Linked DNA regions of Mus musculus: region 1 is linked to region 2. Evidence: chromatin loops called from intact Hi-C (ENCODE). Cell type or tissue: left cerebral cortex. All regions are shown on one strand.

Region 1 (4,000 bases), 62 kb after region 2:
GTTGCTGATACTATTAGGATACGGTTTGGCATTCAAGCTGACTACAATGAACCAACTCCAATGAACCAACTAACCTTGGGAATGACTAATAGTTATTGATAAAATGAGTCATATCTCAGTTATAGATATGTTTTTCTTGCCTGTGAAGACTCAGTACATATCTACACAATTATAGCTTTTGATCTACCAGCATAGAGCAATATAGATATGATAGCCAGGACCCCAAACAGCAAAGACTCAGAGTGACTAGAAAATACAATCATACAGTGGTCAGAAATTGCACCTTTTTACCCAGGCATAGGGAAATATGAATGGATTTCAGAAGGCATGGTAAAAAGCTAGTCTATAGGAGATACTTTATATATGGATGAGGTGCAGGTGCCTGCAACATGGATGATAATTTGAATCACAGGTCTGCATCCAGAGCTCTGTTCCCAATGGTCATCACACATGAAACTATGAATGAAAATGCAAAGTAGGAATAGTCTAGTTACCATCACTCCTTGCTGTTACATTTCCCCTTGCTCTGTTTGTGATTTATTTCAGACACTTCACTTCCTTCTCTTAATGGACTGTTGCTGGACCTGCCTGACCTTATAACTGTATGGACCAGAAAGGACCCAGTTTATGATAGTATCACTCTTTGTTGAACAGCAACAACAACAACAACAAAAATGTATGCTTTCTCTCACACACTGGACTCTATGGGTTTAGCAGTCCTGGCCATACAAGTTAGAGTATTTTAATCAAAGGATAGAGCTAAACTGAAGGGAACCAGGCTCATTTCATAATTCTTGTATCTAGAAGCCAGCAGAAAAGTAGGGTTGTTATATTGTCAGGGGGAACTGGCCATCCTTCAACGGTTGCATTTATACAACAGGGAAGGATAAGACTATATTTAACTACCATGAGATCTATCTGGGTGCCTTTTGGTACTCCACTGCCTTGTGCTGAAAGAAAATGCATAATCAAGTGTCATGGGATAAAGTTTCACAATAAACGATGCCTGAGGATCTGGGTCAGCCACCCATGCGAGCAGAGGTGCTGCTATAGGAGGCTGCAGGCTCTGACATGCATAATGGTTCTGAGACCAGTTCCAGCAGCGTGGGCTATCATGTTTTCTCATTTTTCTTCACCCTGTAAGTTTCCTTCACGAAAAAGAAATGTGACATCAAGGAATCCTGAAGGTTTTTCTCCTTGAGTGTACAGTAAGGAAGAATAAGGGCATGCTGTTTTAGACCCTGTAATTTATCATTTATATGTATGTAACTTTATAATTAAAGTTTTCTCTCTGGGAAAGACATTTTACCCAAGATGCTGTGAATGCTATCAGATGAAAACCTTCACTGTCTCCTCAGCTGCAGAGGGTCACCTGCCCCAAGCTCAGGCCACTCCTCAGATATCTGATGTCCAGTGAACATCAGGTGACAATGTTACATAGTTTGCTGTTTCAACAGAAGTTGAGACCATCTTGGCAGACCATGGTAGCGCTGGATTTTCTTGTGACCCTGGCTGAAGTTTTCAGTGGGTTGTATAACTACTGAATTTCTCCTGACATTATTTTCCTTTCTCGTTTCTTTCAGATGCACATCCCAAAGACACACTACATAGAGCATCCTGCATGCTAAAGTCCACCTAAGATTCTGCCTTCTAGAAAACCAAATTTTCTCTTCAAAATAATTTCATGTGTATTGTCTTATTTTCCCTTTGTATTAATCCTGTGAGCTAGGCAAGGCAGATTTTATTTTGTAGATGCAAAGGGGCCTAGAGAAGTTAAATTCGGTTTCTAGCATTTAACAGTGGAACTCACCATTGACAGGCCCACCTACGACACACCCACCATGTCTGCTTTTCTTATTCTACCATGTGCCTTTTCTGTGCAGAGGGAGCCAAACTAGGCTGTGTTCATCTTTCTGCTGTGAAACATGCCCAGATCTTAAGGCTCAGTCTCTCAAAGGGTTCTGGGAGATGTAGTTACATCACCAACAAGGCAATTCATAACCAGTAAGAGAGGGATGTTTTAATGATGCTTTTATGATATATTGATCCTATATCACAAAAAGTATTGAAAAGTTTTAATCAAGAGCAGATCATGCTAATAAAATACAAAGGTGTGTCACTTACAATGAAAAAAATCAAAACTAGCAAGAGATTTGGTGTTAGGAATTGCACAGGTAACTTACTGATCTCAGGGCTGTGTGTACCCTGTTGTTGAGGGTGATAGTCATGTGAATGTCCAAGATGCTTAACTGATGGCTTGCTTTCATGAAAGTATGCTTCCATTGTATTTCATTCATTTTCTATGTAAGCATCCCTCTAAAATGACTGTATCCATCCTGCATCCTTAAAGAGAGATGGGAGACTGTAGATCTGTGTGGGGTAAGAAACACTGGACATATCCAGAGATGTACTCTATAGTAGTAGATCTGAAGTTTAAATAAGCTTAGCTTCACTGTGCGTGTCACTGTCTCTGTGGTCTTTCTTGTCTGAAAGTGAAAAGAGACCAGGATGCTCACTGGTCAGTGCTCAGCCATGGACCACTTACCCCTGGCTTTCTCAGTTTTCCTTGCCTGGGCTGCTTTGGATCTCTGACTTTACACAGACCAGAAAGAAAGTCCAGGACTTAGATTGTAAGTATCAGAAGTGATGGAAGAAGAGGTAACATGGTAGAGTGACTGCAATGTATAGTGGATAACTTGTAAGACTTAGTTCCACAGACAGGACTAAAGCCCATGGTACCATGACAATAATGAAACCACATCAGGCTCTTTTAATGAGGGGGGTTAATGAAGTCATTCATACAAAGAGCTTTGAGTTTATAATTAATGCTCTGGGACTACAACCTCAGTCCTCTATATCTAGCACATTTAAAACTTTCAAGAGAATGAAATTAAATGAACATTTCTATATCCCAGCTTCCAAAAGGAGAATATAACGTGCAGTACCCTAATGGCAAGCATGTATTATCTCTGTAGGGGTTAAGTAAATCAGCAGCAATGATATCCAGTGGTTACAGAATAAATTATTATTTAAATTCAATCAAGAATAGCTTCAATTAAGTGTAGTAGTTGACTGGTGATGTATTTGAAAATATGGAGAGCTTTGCGCAGTGGCAGTATCGTAGTCAATGAGGTTTATCCGAGGCACGGTTATTGCTAATTGAAAATATGGAGATATTCCATTGGCATTTGCTTTGTCCCTACTTTAGCAGTTACCAAAGCTCCAACATGTCTCTTCTGTATTTCTCTTATTTTTCTGAAAGTCGAGGTGTCCAATATTCTGATGAAGAGCAGTTATATTACTTTTACTTTAACACCTGTCAGAAGTTTGAGAATAAGAGAAATGATCAACTGTGACTGGATTAGGAAAGAGCCTAACTCAATTATAGCTTCTCCCCATGACTGGACTCTAACAATCACAGAGAGACGACGCATAGTAACAGATTGTGAGCAACACGGCCTCATATAGGTGAGCAAGGACATGCCTGCCTTTTCCTTTCTCATTTTGCTCTACCATGTACAGTGCTTACCCCTATGTCTACACTCATAGAGAGCATCCGTTCTAAAGGTTCTAAAGAGGACAATCTGCAGACAGACTCAGTAATCTGACTATGGGCAAAACAGCTATTAAAGCGTCCTTTCCTGGGAAGGATGTGAGTACAAGATCCCTACTAAAGCAGCAGCCACAGATGGAGACAGAGAGCCCTGAATGCCCTCTTAAAGTAGACTGGCTGATCTCTCCAGGGCGAGATTCTAGTTTCCAGACAGATGCTAATGGCTGTCTAGAGATTCTAGTGCTTTCTTCCCTGTTTAAATATAAGTATCCCTGAGAGAGTTAGCACCAAAGAGGTTTGCAGGTAAGAAATTGAACGTCCAACAGTAGAATAAATTTTGAGAACAAGGATTCAAAATGAGGGAGGAGAGATCTTGAAAATGAAGACTTATGCTTTCAGGAGAAAACATCTCAGGAACAAAATAGAAGGGTTGAGTTAGAGTCTGCT
Region 2 (4,000 bases):
AGACATAGCACCTCTTTCTACACATTGTTGTGTGCTATCATCAGAATGCTTGTGTGAACTCACAAAATTCTCATGCTGCCACTCCAACCCGAAAGGCACCATGTGGTCATATATGATGGTAGGAGATGAGGCATTTGGAGCATGGTGAGACTACAAAAAGCCAGCCCTCTTGTCTGTGTGAGATTACAGTAAGAAGACAGATCCCCACAAGAGTGTGGGGGCTCCCCAGACACCAATCTGTCAGCACCTTATTCACAGACTCCCCAGTCCCCAAAACTGTGAGGACAAAATTTTATGGGGTGTGTATAAACCAAAGAGTTTATAGTGTTCTGTTATAGCAACTCAAATAGACTAAGTTCTGTCTGCATACTTTCATTGAACCACCCCCTCTGTGAACTTAAAAAAAAAAAAAAACCACACAAAACAAAAACAAAACAAAACAAAAAAGCCCACCCCAAACCATATCATCTTCCTTCAGGGTCTGGCACCCAAGTGTGGCAGCATGAACTTGGCTTTGCATTGGAAATCAAAGCCTGGTGCAGGCACACAGAGGAATCTGTGGTTTTCAGCTGCTTGTGCCTCTGAGTGAGTTTGGAGAAACGGATCAGTTCAAAAATCACTAGCCTCTCAGCAAGCACTGCAGGGCGATCAATTCTGAACGCCGCGCATCTCAGCGAGCAGACGCTGTCTACACATTTGTTTTCTCCTCCTCCTCTGTCTCCACATGTTCCCGTCAACTCACTCTGAACAGCTATTAACAATAACTTCAGGAAGCAGTGGGAACTAATGACAAGTCTCATCCCCTCCGTCTAATAACGCGGTCCTAATTCTCATGTTTTCATTATCCCCTGGCACTAAACCATTTCCATTTGCACACCCAAGCAATCCCCCATATCTTCAGTGTTAATGTCAGCTTGATCTGCACTGATCACTTTCATTAACAATATACATTTACAGGGTAATGTGATCCAAAAACAGATGCTTCCCAAATAAACCACTCATGGCATTGACAAAAAGATACAGCATGAAGGTCAAAGGCCCTAGAAGTTTTCCATTTACCACAGGGGAAAATAAAGAATGACTCATTAAATTTGCTATTCACTCAACAAACATACTGGCTATGACTCAGGCTCGGGGATAACTGATGGATGCAAAGATGGTAAGAAAATAGGGCATAGATTCTAAAGCTGGTGACTGTCTGCTTTCGGACTAGGGCATGGACTCCATATTTGGAAAAATGGGGATATGAGGCTTTATATCCTGATTGAGTTCTCAGAGCCTTTGGTCTGTTTCATAGCAGTGTTGGTGTTGGTCCACTGGCTGCAGACCCAAAAAAGAATGGCAGATCTCAGCAACAATGAAGACTAAGTATAAAGCTAAGGTTACAATATAATAAGAGTGATCCCAGGAGGAGTCCTTAGAGTCTTACTAAAGCTGCTGTAACAAATTCCATGATGCCCTTGGCTTTTGGGTTTTGTGAGCGATCCTTAGTGTCCCTGATCTTACAGAAACATCCTTCTGCTCTCGGTTCTCCTTTCATACTGTCCTTCCTGTGAACCTGCTTCTGTGTCCAAATTTTCCCTCAAATAAGGCACCAGTTGCACTAGATATCATAAGGATCCCATCTTTATGTATATCTGCAGGGATATGCGGAGGTCTTTCATATGCAAACGCACATACACAAGTGCCCACACACAGGCATACAAACACACAATCTGAACAAGCAAACACACACACACATCCAAGCACACGCATACAAACAATCACACACATGCATATGCACACACACATGCACATGCACGCACACACACATGTACACATGCACACACACCATGAGAGCCGAAGAGACCTGTGATTGGGAGGAGGGGTGCAAAAGAGTAGTAGGGGTAAAGCAGGGCTTTGTTCACGCCCTCCTAGAGAACTCAGTGTTGTTCAGAGTGTGGTCTAAAAGTGGCAGCATCAGCACCACCCAGCAACTCTCGAGATATGTAAATTCCACCCACCCATGCATATCACCCCCAGATCTATAGAATTAGAACTCATAAAGGTGGGGTTCATAAATTTGTCTTCACAGCCCAAGCAATGGTTCTGACTGCCATTCATCAGTGACCTGGGCACAGGCTTCAAGCTCATACTCTCCTCCCACCACCAAAGAAGAACCAGAGTGGCCTATAAATCATTGCCCTGCTTTAAACTTACAAAAGCTCCCGACTACATTTAGAAAATAAAATTCTCTTCCTCACTTAGAAGATTTTCTTCTATTCCACCTTTCCCCCCTTGCTCAACACACTCCAGGGATGCTGGCTTCTTATTGACAGGAGATATTAATACAGCTTTGTTTGCCTTGTATCCATAGTACCTGACATATAAAAGAGACATTCACTATTCATGCATAAATCATTTCATTAGTAAAGACATTCATATTTGTCTTATCCAAGGTTTAAGATTTTTGCTGAATTTCAATTTGTTCTTTCTTAGGTTTGTCTATTTAAATTCTAAAGTGACTCACAGTATCACTTTTTCTTTTTCTTCTCTTCTTCCTCTTCCTCCTCCTCCTCCTCCTCTTCCTTCTCTCTCTCTCTCTCTCTCTCTCTCTCTCTCTCTCTCTCTCTCTCTCTCTCTCTGAGATGGTTTGGATTAGTTTTAGTTTACTATTAGTAAATGCTGCAAAAATATTCACAACATATATAGTTGTACTACAAACATTCTCATCCCTAGTAGTTGAAAACTGTACATATGAATATCCTTATTATAAAGCCTGTGGATGGCTCTGTGCTTAAGAATGTCTCCTGCTACAGCGGAGGACCTGAGTTTGGTTCTCAGCATCTATATGTATCTCACAGTTTCCTTTAACTCCTCTTTTTTTGATCCATAAAGATTATCATTGAACTGAGACTGAAGTAAGGAAAGAAATGTCCAAGGATAAAGTTGTGTGAGAATATTCCTGATAGAGGAATAACATGTACAAACACACTGAGCTGTGAAGAAGGCCAAGAGAAGTCCAGAGTATTTTGGTCCTGGGAAAGAGAAGATATACATGAGGCTACGGAGCCAGAACGGAACATGCATGTGATGGTGAACTCTGAAAATCTGGGGTTCTAACTTTTACCATGCAGAAACTTGAAAGCAGCCAGAAGTTTAACCCTTGTGCCGTATTTCAGTTTAGGGATTTCTGTGGGTGGTAATGGCAGAGGGAGGGAGTTAAAGAGCCAAGGGACAAAGCATGAAAATTCTGCTGGAGGTCTTCACATTTGAATCATTGCTTTGCCCAGCTTCAGGTCAGGGCTGGTCCTTCATCACACTGTACAAGAAGCAATTTGGCAGTGGCTTGCTATTTTCCTTCATTGCTTATACATTTCTTGTAGGTCAGTTTGGCGGCTGATGTGTTAGGCAACAATCCTTTGAGTCCACTGTACTTGCCCAGTGAGCCTCCTGTGGAGCCACTTCCTCATGCCTCCATGTATAGAGTGCTGATGAGCCGTATGGCTTTTCCTTTGGCTTCTTGGGCATCAGCTGTCTCTTCACGACAGCTTCCTGATAGTCCTAAAACCTTCTGTGCCCAGAGGAACCCTGATAAATTTGTAACCTTTTTGTTAATGATAAATATATGACTTATGTTGCAAATATAGAAATCTTCTTTTTAGGGGCTAGAGAGATGGGTCAGCATTGAAGAATACATTGCTCTTGCAGAGTACCCAAGCTTGGTTCTCAGCAAACACATCAGGTGGCTTACATGTCTGTAACTCCAGCTCATTTTTAAAAACCATCTTCTGACCTCTATATGTACTGTAATCATATGCACATGTGCACACACACACACACACACAGGCAAAATAAAAAATTAAATCTTAAATCCAGTTCAAATGAATGAAAGAAGGCCCACAGGTTATAGGTTAGTGTCAGATGTTAGACTAGATGCCTATGACCATAAAATTGTTGCTTAAATGGAATCCTTATAGATTCATGGACACATGGACTGACTAATACACTGAATTTAGCA

What was found. A loop is a pair of places that touch in the nucleus more often than their neighbours do. Peaks named below come from ENCODE experiments on the same cell type or tissue, not always from the same donor. Only the 100,000 strongest peaks of a DNase experiment are listed, where the experiment ranks them.
Region 1: a loop joins it to region 2, with 2.2 times the contacts of the local background. A loop is called at or near these places in 1 of 42 quality-filtered maps.

Annotation. Positions count from the first base shown.
Region 1 is chr19:26,259,592-26,263,591 of GRCm38, reverse strand. It overlaps the pseudogene Gm25176. Among named protein-coding and RNA genes, the nearest start is that of 1700048O14Rik, 220 kb to the right of the region's middle. In left cerebral cortex, no CTCF peak of the experiment used is centred here; DNase peaks (open chromatin) are centred at 1,021 and 1,861; H3K27ac peaks cover 1,352 bases.
Region 2 is chr19:26,321,829-26,325,828 of GRCm38, reverse strand. No RefSeq gene overlaps it. Among named protein-coding and RNA genes, the nearest start is that of Gm34808, 180 kb to the left of the region's middle. In left cerebral cortex, no CTCF peak of the experiment used is centred here; DNase peaks (open chromatin) are centred at 661, 1,211 and 1,946; H3K27ac peaks cover 489 bases.